Linked DNA regions of Homo sapiens: regions 2, 3 and 4 are each linked to region 1. A link is a contact called in ENCODE Hi-C or POLR2A ChIA-PET data. All regions are on one chromosome and are shown on one strand. Each heading gives the region's core, a stretch centred on a gene start or an enhancer-like site at or near the end of the contact. The rest is flanking DNA. Distances are from core to core; before and after follow the strand shown.

Region 1 (2,789 bases), core at 106-2,605:
AAACTCTTGCAGTGTTACTTTTATAATTTAGAACTACAAATAAATGAAGGGGTAGAAAATCAGTTTGTTGCTCTCCCTCCCCGATGGACTGGGGGACTTCAAGAATCTTGAGGACCAGATTTAGGATACAAGCCCTAAACCCTCATCTTACAAATCAAAAACACTGTGACACTGGGGCCCAAAACAAGAAAATGACTTAGCCAAGGTAAGTGGCCGAGCTGGTACAGGAATTCGGGTCCACTCCCTCTCAGCTCTGAGGATTCCTTATTCTCAAAGGTAGCTTCTGTTAAAGTCGGAACATGAGGAGTGAAGGGCTCAATATTCCTGCCAAGGAGGTAGGTGAACAAGTTACCCCTTAGCACCGGAATAATTATAGACCCCGACTTCAGGCTGTGCCTAGGTCCGGCTCAGGTGTCCAAAGAACCGTTCCAGGCACCCGAGGGGTGATCCCTGACTCCTCTGCTGGGTGCTCGTGCCAGCTAACAATGGGTGAAAATTGGGGTGAGGAGCTCCAGGTGCTTTCTGCGTCCTCTGAAGAGCTTTCGTGCCTTTATAACCACCGCGTTGGAAGGAAGAGCGCGGAGAAAGGTGCCCACTTTCTAAAAGAGAAAATTGAGGCCGAGCAAGGGGATCGCGACAGTGCGAAGCGAGATAGCAGCGGAACCAGCATTCGAACCCAGGTCCCTGAACTCCCAGCCCCGGGATCCTTCTCACCCCTAACCACAGTGGGACGAAGTGAGGCCGGGATCTCCGGAACCCGCCTCTCGCTACCAGGCGCCGGAGCTGCCGCTCCCGAGGTTCCTAGGAGATGCAGAAGACACTGCCCTGAATGCCTACAGCCGGCTGGCAATGCCGCCCCAGAGCAGAGCGGCGGGTGCCGCCTCGCCTTCTTATAGGCTCGCAGCACTTCCAGTCGCGCGCGAGGCCTCCTGGGAAGTGAAGTCCGGAGACCAGGGGTGGCCGGCTCCCAGCGCGCCAAGCTGCTAACCCCCTAACTCCCGTTCCTCCTCGGCGTTTCTTCTCCAAGTCCGAAGTCAGGGTCCAGGACTGCTGCGATGCATCAGCCCCGCCTCTCATCCCCCATCCAGAGGAGGCGGAAATGTTCAGGTGAACGCGAAGCCTCCCACTACGAGCCGGCCCTCAGCAAGGCCGTGCGCAGTGTGGGCGGGAGCCCTAAGTCAGCTAGCGGCGACGCTGGGAGGGCCCGGAGCAGGCCGGGCCCCGAACAGCGAAAGCTCCAACATGGCGGCCAGACTGGCCATAGAGCGGGAAGAGAAAGCCGGGGACTAGCAGGCCGCACGGCGCAGACGGGGCCCGCCTCCTCCATTTACTTCCGGAATTTAAAGCCGGCTTCCGGAAGCCGGGACGATGTCCGCATGACAACCGACGTTGGAGTTTGGAGGTGAGAGTGATTGACGAGGAGTGGGTTAAGTGACCAGAAGTCAGAATTTTTGGTGCTGTTGTTTTGGGCTTGGGTTTTATGCTTTGTTGTTGTTTGCCAAGGAAGCCTCGTTTTTAAGTGGATTGGGAAGCGTGAGGAATACTGCCCTAGGTACAAAGGGAAGGCGGCAGGTAGCGGTGGACGAATTAAAGAGCTTCATGAGCTTGTGAGTCTCCACTGCCCTAAACTGGAGGGGATCGTCGTACGTAGAGACAGGCATGGGCGTTTCTGCATAACGGATCCTCAAAACAGCCCTGGATGGTGGCCTATGAGTAGTGGTTAAGAGCACGGGTTTGGCGTCACAGTTATGAAGCCGGGTTCTGCTGACTTGAGACCTGGAGGAATGCCTTGAGCTCTGACTTCTGTGTCCTTTCCTGTAGAATAGGAATAATTCCCACCTTGCAGACTTGTAGGGAGGATTAAAGGAAACGATCTTGGTTGACAAGTTTATCGTGGTGTGAGTACCTAGGTAGTAGCTATCAGTGTTATTTAATGCGGCCGGGCGCAGTGGCTCACGCCTGTAATCCCAGCACTTTGGGAGGCCGAGGCGGGAGGATCACGAGGTCAGGAGATCGAGACCATCCTGGCTAACATGGTGAAACCCCGTCTCTACTAAAAATACAAAAAATTAGCCAGGCGTGGTGGCACGCACCTGTAGTCCCAGCTACTTGGGAGGCTGAGGCAGGAGAATCGCTTGAACCCGAGAGGCGGAGGTTGCAGTGAGCCAAGATCATGCCACTGCACTCCAGCCTGGCGACAGAGCGAGACACTCTCTCTCTCTCTAAAATTTAATGAATGAGGAAACCGCGAACATATGTCCAATAAGGTGGGACTTCACCAGCTGAGGTGGAGGAGGTGCCTTAACCTTCCGGAGCCTCTGTGTAAAATGGGGATAATATACATTGTAATGGCTACTTCTCAAGATGGTTGTAGGATTACGTAAGGTTAGAAATATGAAAAGAGCTTATAAATTGCAAAACATTTTACCGATGCTAATTTAATCGCTAACACTCCAGAGCATTTTGAAATTTCTTTATAGATTTGGCACAGCAGCGGGTCATAGGACACCCCCAGAGCAACTTGTGGGTCTTGGAATAGATGAAAAGAAACAACTGCCACTGTGTTGCAACCATAACCCTAAAGATAAAGCTTTCCAGGAGACCCCTGTTTCCTCTCTGCTTTTTCTGCCTAGGGCACTTCACACTTCTTTGCTGGCATTTTTCCTGCCTAGTTAAATACTAGTCTATCAATTATGTAAGAGACAGCTTAGTCCAGTAGTTAAGAGCACAGACTGTGGACCCGTGCAGCCTGCATCTGAATACTAGCTCTGCCACTTACTAACGACGTG
Region 2 (2,789 bases), core at 204-2,703, 1.4 Mb after region 1:
ACGTTAACTAACTCTAAATGAACTAGATTAAGATTTTTCTCTTCACTGGTTAACTATTAAACTCGACACTGTTACACTAGAGGCTCTCCCTTACAGCTCAAAGAGGAGCAAGGTTGGATTTTCAGATTCTCTGTGGCTCAAGCTCTGGTAACATGCTTTTAATGGAACGGACTTTGACGGACTTCGATTTTTGCTTAACATTTTTACGGCGAAAAAGTTAGGTCAGGTAGCCCAAAGACCTGACCCTCTAACTGTGGGCCTAGTTCTCCGTGTAATCCCCAATTGCTTAGCACTTTCTCAGCTAAGAAAAATATAACAAGCACCGTGGGAGACTGTTCCACAGGTAGCTCACAAGTAGTTCGCATGCAAAATCACTCACTGCCATCCACTATCACCAAGGAACCAAGTTAGGCAGGAACCTTCCTCCTGCAAAGAGTAGGGCCACGAGAGGCGGCCTAACCCCTCAGAAAGGTGGGTAGAGAATGAAAGGAGTTCCATCAAATGGCACTTTGAGGCAAGCGAGAACAAGGACTCGGACCCTGCGGTGCAGGGCGGGGTGCTAGATCAGGGGCGCAGCCGGCAGGTTGGAGCCGGGCTCGGCTGCCAGCTCCTCACCCTGTTCCTCGGCGGCCTTGTCACCCGGCACCTCGGATCCCGGCGTCTCGTCCCCGCTCCGCTCCTCGGGTTCGTCTTCCTCCCTCTTGCCGAGGCCCTGCTCTTCGCCACCATTTACCCCGCCTGACCCGGCCGTGGCCTCCGCCGGCTTCTCGGAAGCATCTGGCTCGGCCGCGGCCTCCATGGCTGCCGCCTCCGGGGGCTCCGGCGGCGGCTGCGCGGCCTGACCCAAGGCTTGAGCAGGGGGTGGCTCCTCGTCCTCGTCCTCAAGCAGCGCCTCCTCGTCCTCCTCCTCCTCCTCTTCGTCCTCCTCCTCGTCCCCGCCCGGGCCGCCGCCCGACGCGGCCACAGGCCGAGGCTCCGCCTTGCAGGCCCCGCCGGGCCCGGCCCCGCCGCCGCCGGCCTCGTCCTCGAGCATCTCGGCGTCCAGCGCCTCCTGCAGCCGCTGCGCCAGATCCACCTTGAGGCCGCGCGAGTCCAGGCCCCGCCGCTGCAGCTCCGACCGCAGCTCGGTCACTTTCAGCCGCTTCACCTCCATCGCCGCCGCCGCCTCCTCCGCCTCCCGCCGCCTCCTCCCCTGCGAACCGTCGACCGAGTCCGACCGCGCAGGCGCCGCCGCCGCCGCCCGCCTCCGCCTCACGCGCCAGCACTGAGCCCGCGCGAGCGAGCGCACGCACGCAGGAGCGGAGGCCGCGCACGGTCCCGCTGCGCAGTGTTTGCTTCTCCTTCGTCTCCCCTCCCCCTTTCGGCTCACGGAGCCCAAAACAACGCAGCAGGGAGCTGTTTCCCCTCCAGGCCCTTGGTTCCCCAGCCGCGGGCAGGCGCGCGCGGAGGACGACGGAGTTCCTCCCGCTTCCTCCCGCCCTCTGGCGCCCCCGGGCCAATCGCCGCCGGTGCTTTTATCGCGCAGCCGCAGTGGAGTCCAAGACGGGCAAGGCTGGCTGCAGCTCAAGTGCCTCGTAGCACGGAAGCGTGTGCGCGCCGGTCTTTCAGTACTTCCAGCCGGGGAGTTCTGCGCAGCCGCCCGGAGCTCCCCGATGCCATGCCCCTCCCACCACCCTTACTTCCGTCTGACTTCCATTTGCTGTGGCGTTTTAGGGGTCGCTAGCCTCTTTTCCCTACTGTCTGTGCTTGCAGCAGTAACGACAAAAAAAAAGTCATTAGAGAATGTGTTGCAACATGTAAGCCTAGTAGCAATTGTTTTTCTGGCTAGGAAGCAAAAGGGCTCCCCAGAACGAAGAAATACTGTAATCCGGGCCCTCCTTTTTCCTCAACGCCTCAACTTCTACCCAGCAACAGAGGCCCTTGAACCCGCCCTTTTTCTCTTATTGGACAACTTGAATCGTCATTTGCCGTTCCGATTGGTCATCCGTGATCGTCCGGATTTTTCCAATTGGCGAAGCTGCCAGGGGAATTTTTTTTTTTTTTTTTTCCCAGGTTGGTCCGCTGAGGAGGCGGGGTCGTTTCTGCGGGATTATTTTTCCGGAGCCTCTTCTGATTGGGTGGTGTGGCGCAATGCGCGCGACCCTCAAGATACCAAACTGTACGCATCTCTGACCCTTTCCTCTCCTTGCTCCTGCTGGTAAACCGAAGCCCAGGAGACTTCCAGGTTTGGGCATCTGCAGAGGGCGAGGAACTGGTCACGGCGCCGGGTGGGCTTGCAGCTGTGACGCTTATGTGGACACCTCAGTGTCGCTGGTGGTTCACCTCGGCTTCCCAGTTTATTTATTGACGTCAACAAATAAATGTTGAATAAGGAAGAAGAGTTAGAATTGCTTGAAGCCCTCTGGAGTTTTAGCACTAGTCCCGCCCACTCCCTTCTACTTCCAGGTCGGGGGGGGGCGGGTCCAATAGAAAGGCGGAAGCCAGTGTCCCAGGCGTTCTCACGCCCGCAACAATTCCTGAGTAGGGCCTTGCTTGAGTTCTTCGGAAAGTCTCATCCACCCCCACATCGCCTCTTTAGGAAGTCACTTAATGTTGGGCTTCATTATTCCCACATCCCTTTCCTTACTACTTGCCTGCACTTCTTGAGAAAAAGACTGCAGAAAGGAGAGGTGGGGCTTTCAGTAGAAACAAGCAAACCGCAGGTCCCTGTGGGGGGACTCTCCAGGAAGAAGGGTAATTTCCTGCCTCCTTAAATTGGCTGCTACTGTCAGTTATTTTGCTCCCAACCC
Region 3 (2,789 bases), core at 137-2,636, 1.3 Mb after region 1:
AGCCGGGTGCAGTGGGGAGCACCTGTAATCCCAGCTACTCGGGAGGCTGAGGCAAGAGAATAGCTTAAACCCAGGAGGCAGGGGTTGCAGTGAGCCGAGATCATGCCACTTCACTCCAGCCTGGGCAACAGAGGGAGACTCTGTCTCAAAAAAGAGGAAAAAAAAAAAAAAAAAAAAAAAGGACACAGAAAGTAATTAATGGGATGGGAACTCTTCCTCAAGACACAGGAGGCCTTGAAACTTACAAGTGAAATCCTATGAGTGCCTTTGGGAAAATTCTTCGAGTTTTATGCGCCTATGTGTGCACTTTTCTGTATGTAAAAATAAGTTTACTTATAAAAATCTGTGTGAATGTATAACATTACTTGGAGAATGGAGAGCCAACAGATTTCCTGATATTCTTTTTTTTTTTTTTTTTTTTTTGAGACGGAGTCTCACTCTGTGGCCCAGGCTGGAGTGCAGTGGCGTGATCTCGGCTCACTGCAACCTCCGCCTCCCAGGTTCAAGCAATTCTCCTGCCTCAGCCTCCCGTGTAGCTGGGACTACAGGTGCCGGCCACAACGCCTGGCTAATTTTTGTATTTTTAGCAAAAACGGGGTTTCACCATGTTGGTCAGGCTGGTCTCGAACTCCCGACCTCAGGTGATCCGCCCACCTCAGCCCCCCAAAGTGCTGGGATTACAGGTATGAGCCACCATCCCCGGCTTTCCTGAGATTCTTAACAGAATCCAAAACCCAAAGAAAGGTTGTCTGCTACAGGTATTGTGAGAGGCTATCAGAGCTTAGGAACTAACAGCCGACAGACATTCCCCGCATAAGCGTCAGTGCACAAGGTGAGCTGAGAGGTGAAGCTGCTCCGGAGCTCTGCAGGGAGGAAGGAAGACTCGGTGGGGACGACCAACAGGAAGAGGGTCTAGTACTTACGCCCGCTTCTTGAGGTGGTGCCGCGTGATCAGCCCTTGGTCTATCACAGCCCCGACCACCCGGTGCCTCAGACGCCGCTCCCGATTCAACACCCGCCGGCGTTTGAACAGCTTCTTCTTCAGCTCCTGCCGGGGAGAAAGATGCGAATCAGATGGAGTGGGCTCGCCGCGACCCGGGGCCCCTCCACCAGGCAGCCCCGGCCCCTCACTGATCCCATCTCGTGCGAGATAAAAGGGCTCAGGAACGCTTGAGGAAACAAAGTCGCGGCCCCCACACAGTCACCGTTCGGGGCCGGTTGATCTTTCCCCCCGGAGCTCCCATAGTCGCGATTCCACTCCAGTTCACGGTCCGTACTTCCGCTCAGCGCCGGATCCGCGGGGCTCCGCCCCGGCCTTCCGCGGGCCAATCGCAACTCGGGGGCGGGTCCTCGGGCTATATAAAGGAGCTCCGCGGTGCGGGAGGCCTTTCGGAGGGTGGTGAGCTAGTAAGTGTGGTTTTAGCTGTAGTAGCCAGATTGGGCGGCCGGGAGTGGTGGGGGTGCCGGGTGGAAGGCTCTGGGCGGGGTCTCAGGACCCTCCTTTTCTTGGCGGGGATCGGGCTTGTGGTGCCGCTCCCCGTAATGTACGGAGGAAGAGGGAAAGGGCTCTGGCCCCCTCGGCGTCATGTCTTCGGTGCTGGCGGCTTCCCATCCGCTGGTTCTATCCTCAAACGCCGGGACACCGGGAATCTCGGAGAAGGACAACCGAGATCCAGCTGGCTCCTCCATCGGGGTGCTCACACTTTCTCATTTGATTTCAGGTCTGCGGACGCTGTATACCCTCCTCCACTTCCCGCTGCAGCCAATAAAGGCCGTTCCTACCATAGTCTGTGTCCGCGTTCTTTTTTCCGGGACTGCAGAGTTCGGGGAAGCTGTACGCCGCCTTTCGCTACGCGGAATTTGCAGATCTTCCCCTGGACCTCAGGCCTCTCCGGCTGGAGTAGGGTGGACGCTTCACATAAGCTTCTCTGGTCGAACTTACCCGAATCTCCAGATGGCCGCGCTGCGTCGAATGCTCCACTTGCCGAGCCTGATGATGGGGACGTGCCGCCCCTTTGCGGGTAGGGAGGTGGGGGCAGAGTGGAGAGGGCAAGGTGGGGGCAGAGTGGGGAGGGTAAGGTGGGTTCCTCGTGAGTCAGGAGTGTAGTCCCTGAAATTGTGATTCTCAAACCCTACGGTGGGCCGTGCGTGGTGGCTCACGGCTGTAATGCTAACACTTTGCCAGGCCGAGGCGGGCAGATCGCTTGGCCCAGGAGTTCGAGACCAACCTAGGGCAACATAGCGAGACCCTGTCTACAAAAAAAATTAACCGGGCACGATGGCGCCTATAGTCCTAGCTACTCAGGAGGCTGAGGTGGAGGCTTCAGTGAGCCATCATTGTGCTACTGTACTCAACCCTGGGTCACAGAGTGAGACCCTGTCTCAAAAAAAAAAAAGACGCCAGTGTGTATATACGACGTTTTTGCAGTGGCGACATAGACCAAGTGACACCCTCCAACCGTGCCCACAGGCTCACTGGCTGATAGTTGCCTGGCGGACCGCTGTCTCTGGGATCGGCTGCATGCCCAGCCTCGTTTGGGCACTGTCCCCACCTTCGACTGGTTCTTTGGATACGACGAAGTCCAGGGGCTCCTACTGCCATTGCTGCAGGAGGCACAGGCTGCCAGTCCTCTGCGAGTGCTGGATGTGGGCTGTGGGACTTCCAGCCTATGTACAGGCCTCTACACCAAATCTCCACACCCAGTGGATGTGCTGGGGGTGGACTTTTCTCCTGTGGCTGTGGCCCACATGAATAGCCTCCTGGAGGGTGGCCCAGGCCAAACACCTCT
Region 4 (2,789 bases), core at 89-2,588, 1.2 Mb after region 1:
GCCGAGCAGCAGGGCTCTGCCCATACCCTGCAACTGGGGACAACGCCAAGTAGACGCAGAACTCCAGGAAGCAGATTCTTGACCCCAGCAGATGGCCTCTGCCAGGGGTGACCTCCAGAGGAGCCTCCTTCCTCCACTGCCCTCGGAGAACAGTGCCCCTTCCCCGGAGGAGCCAGTATAAAGACAGCCAGGATGGAAACCGGGCCAACTGCTGCAGCAGCTAGAGACAGCCCTGCAGCCAGCGTCAGTGTGGAGATGACAGGAATTGAAACACACACTCCCCCAGAGACAGGCCACAGGCCTCAGTGCCCAAATGCACCAAACCTGAGGACAAGATACACACCACAGGGGCCCATGACTGTGCATCCACCCAGCACAGGCGGGACACAGGAGGCAACCCTCCGAGGGGAAGAAAATCACCCCATCCGTGGTAGGGAGGGTACCGGCCACAGTGAAACTTCCGCCCAGCATGGCAGCACGCACATAGGCCAATCGACCCACCACACACACAAGGCCAAAGAGAAGCAGTCCTCATCCCAGGAACAAAATGACTCATGCCCAGAGTTAGAGACCCCTACCAGAGGGGAAGCCCCCAACATTCGGAACCAGGAGGAGAGGGAGGCTATTCAGAGAGACACACCCAGAAGACAGTATGGTCTGCTCTCATAAACACTCAACAGGAGGCAAAGAGGAACAGAAAGTTCCATGTTGAAAGAAAAAAAAACCCCACACACAAGTAGAAAGAGAATTCTGCAGAGCGCTCTGATGTGCCAGGGACTGTGTTGGCAACATCCCATGCCTGGGGTCTCATTCAACTCCCAAATGATGATGCTATGTCAAAAGAATTAATATCCTTATTTCAGAGAAGTGAAAGCAGGCCCAAGAGATAAGATGACTTGCCCAAGTGTGAGACAGAGTTGAAATGCAAGCCCAGGAGTCTCTGACCCCCAAGGCCCTTGTTCCAAAGGAACAAGGGTGACATCCCTTCCAGGGCCTGGCCCTCTGAATGGACCCCCGAGGATGCAGCTGCCAGGCTTGTTTAGGAAAAAACATTATGCCACATTCTAACCGGAGCAGAAGTGCGCAGACATCTCAGAGTCTAAGCTGGCATTAACAACTTTTACAAACCCACCTAGCTGATTCTGGGCAGTGTGCAGGGAGGAGGGGCAGGTTAGGGAGGTGGAATTACCAGGAAGAATTAGATGAACATGTTGCAAAACACATGCAACTTGGGCACCTTCAAAGAAAGGCACACAAGCACACACACACACATACACACCATTAGTACACGGAGACCCTCAGCCCCATTCTCCACTCTACACAGCCCAGGGCAGCCTGCAGCCCCAGCCAGCCTTCACCGGCTCACAATAGACAGTTGTCCTGCAGGTCCCTATGCCTGTTTACCTGGCACCTGTGTCCCTTGAGCCTGCACCTCCCCTTGTGTGTGTGCACCTGCCTGGCCTCCTCCCTGCTCCCTGCCCTTAGGAGAGGGAGGCGCCAGCCCAGCCACAACTCCCACCAGGAGGAAGTTTTTCCATCCTTGTCATTCCAGCCCTCCCCTCCCCATCACCCCCTTCCCCTGGCCCCTCACATCATGCTGACTTCCAGGGCAGCCCTTACACCCCAACCTCAGCCAGCTGGTTGCTTTCTGACTCTGCTGTGACGCCTTTCTCCATCTCTCTCTACCCCAGCCACGCACAGCCCCATCCCATGCTACAGTGAGCTTGGAAGCCCTGAAGCTCCAAGCTCTCACTTCCAGCAGCGAGGGAGATTCCCTCTTCCCTCCCTGGCCAGGAGGGACTCTGCAATCCTTGTGAAAGGGGGCTGGGGACAGCCTATGATCCAGTGGGGAGTCCCCACACCTGGACACAGAAGCAGGGAAGAGTGGGCCTTTACCCAGAACCACTGGGATTAAGACACCAACTCTGAGGGTGGCGTCCTATAGGAGAGGGGGTGGAGCAGAACGCTTGGTCTTGCCCTGTGGGGTAGATTACAGTTTGGAAGCTGCCTGTCTGCCCCACCCAAGGCCGGGATCTGGGGAGGGCGCTGCTTGCTCTCCCCCCAGCGGTCGGACCACGCTACTGCAGGGGCGTGGGGCCAGGCCGCTCCGGCTCTGTCGCTGAAGAGCTACCCCCGAGCCCCGCCAGGACACGTAGCTGTAGACGGGATCAGCTCCAGGCACTTCCCCTTCCCCCAGAACCTCCGCTCCAGCCCCCGGGGGACCGGGCAGGATGCCCCTCCCTGACAGGCCGTGTGCAGTGCCTTGCTTAGCCTGCTCAGCTGGGGCCTGCACCCCCAAGGCTGTCCTCAACCTCCCAAAGGCTTCTGGACACAAACTGCGCGTGCGGACATGTCCAGGACCGAGAAACTCACTTCAGTCCTTACCTACAACCCCTACGGGCCCGCAGGAAACCTCCACCACCAGAGCAGAATGCCACTGCCATCCTCTGCCTCCAAGCCCGATGACAACGCAGGCAGAGGTGACACATCCAGGCACGCCACAAGGGGAAGACCTTCATTCACAACCAGTGGGATACTCTCTCACAGGCAATGACACACATCTCACTCAGAGACAAGCTGTGACATGGTGGTCACAAGGACCTAAAGCCACAGTGGGACGACACCTGCAATGCTATCAGTGACCTACCTAAGACTGCCAGCGACAGCTCAGCCACAGCCCTGGTGGGAACTGAGGCCAGCAGGGAGGAAAAGGGGCTTCATTCCTTCGGAATCCTCTTGTGGCCCACCCACGTGCCCCCCACACTCCCTCGGGCACACCCAGGAACGCT

The links. Hi-C counts contacts between places; a loop is a spot of excess contacts on that map. ChIA-PET counts read pairs that join two places held with the same protein, here RNA polymerase II (POLR2A). Pooled maps may share reads with other maps.
Region 2: a loop to region 1 is called in a pooled map, with 15 times the contacts of the local background. The contact joins the promoter of HNRNPUL2 here to the promoter of TMEM138 in region 1. A Hi-C loop is called at or near these places in 8 of 50 pooled maps. POLR2A ChIA-PET finds 5 or more read pairs at or near these places in 2 of 52 experiments (CD4-positive, alpha-beta memory T cell and OCI-LY7).
Region 3: a pooled map shows a loop between it and region 1 (5-fold over the local background). The contact joins the promoter of CSKMT here to the promoter of TMEM138 in region 1. A Hi-C loop is called at or near these places in 4 of 50 pooled maps. POLR2A ChIA-PET finds 5 or more read pairs at or near these places in 2 of 52 experiments (OCI-LY7 and activated naive CD4-positive, alpha-beta T cell).
Region 4: a loop to region 1 is called in a pooled map, with 7 times the contacts of the local background. The contact joins the enhancer-like site here to the promoter of TMEM138 in region 1. A Hi-C loop is called at or near these places in 1 of 168 maps with a recorded cell type or tissue (B cell) and 5 of 50 pooled maps. POLR2A ChIA-PET finds 5 or more read pairs at or near these places in 2 of 52 experiments (WTC11 and activated B cell).

What each region holds. Positions count from the first base shown.
Region 1 is chr11:61,361,019-61,363,807 of GRCh38, forward strand. TMEM138 (transmembrane protein 138) reads left to right here and starts at 1,356. Exons shown (of 5, transcript NM_016464.5): 1 at 1,356-1,402. It overlaps CYB561A3 (cytochrome b561 family member A3), which reads right to left and starts at 864. Exons shown (of 7, transcript NM_153611.6): 1 at 715-864. RefSeq lists enhancers at 415-634, 753-1,474, 885-1,374.
Region 2 is chr11:62,726,004-62,728,792 of GRCh38, forward strand. HNRNPUL2 (heterogeneous nuclear ribonucleoprotein U like 2) reads right to left here and starts at 1,454. Exons shown (of 14, transcript NM_001079559.3): 1 at 616-1,454. The coding sequence starts at 1,153. TTC9C (tetratricopeptide repeat domain 9C) reads left to right here and starts at 2,483. Exons shown (of 3, transcript NM_173810.4): 1 at 2,483-2,789. HNRNPUL2-BSCL2 (HNRNPUL2-BSCL2 readthrough (NMD candidate)) reads right to left here and starts at 1,381. Exons shown (of 24, transcript NR_037946.1): 1 at 616-1,381. RefSeq lists silencers at 895-1,274, 1,445-1,604 and enhancers at 1,865-1,914, 2,165-2,364, 2,755-2,789.
Region 3 is chr11:62,663,926-62,666,714 of GRCh38, forward strand. It overlaps CSKMT (citrate synthase lysine methyltransferase), which reads left to right and starts at 1,387. Exons shown (of 3, transcript NM_001043229.2): 1 at 1,387-1,407; 2 at 1,722-2,021; 3 at 2,471-2,789. The coding sequence starts at 1,955. LBHD1 (LBH domain containing 1) reads right to left here. Exons shown (of 7, transcript NM_024099.5): 5 at 924-1,048. C11orf98 (chromosome 11 open reading frame 98) reads right to left here and starts at 1,285. Exons shown (of 4, transcript NM_001286086.2): 1 at 1,206-1,285; 2 at 924-1,048. The coding sequence starts at 1,244. It overlaps SNORA57 (small nucleolar RNA, H/ACA box 57), which reads left to right and starts at 1,497; the gene lies at 1,497-1,645. RefSeq lists enhancers at 1,505-1,734, 2,405-2,514, 2,565-2,614, 2,635-2,734.
Region 4 is chr11:62,540,877-62,543,665 of GRCh38, forward strand. The region is part of intron 1 of AHNAK (AHNAK nucleoprotein); the gene reads right to left. Among named protein-coding and RNA genes, the nearest start is that of AHNAK, 4.5 kb to the right of the region's middle. RefSeq lists enhancers at 34-293, 1,804-1,933. Within about 2 kb of position 1,339, at least 37 of the 41 ENCODE cell types and tissues checked have a DNase peak (open chromatin) inside an H3K27ac peak, as active enhancers do; they include B cell, where a contact is called at or near this core.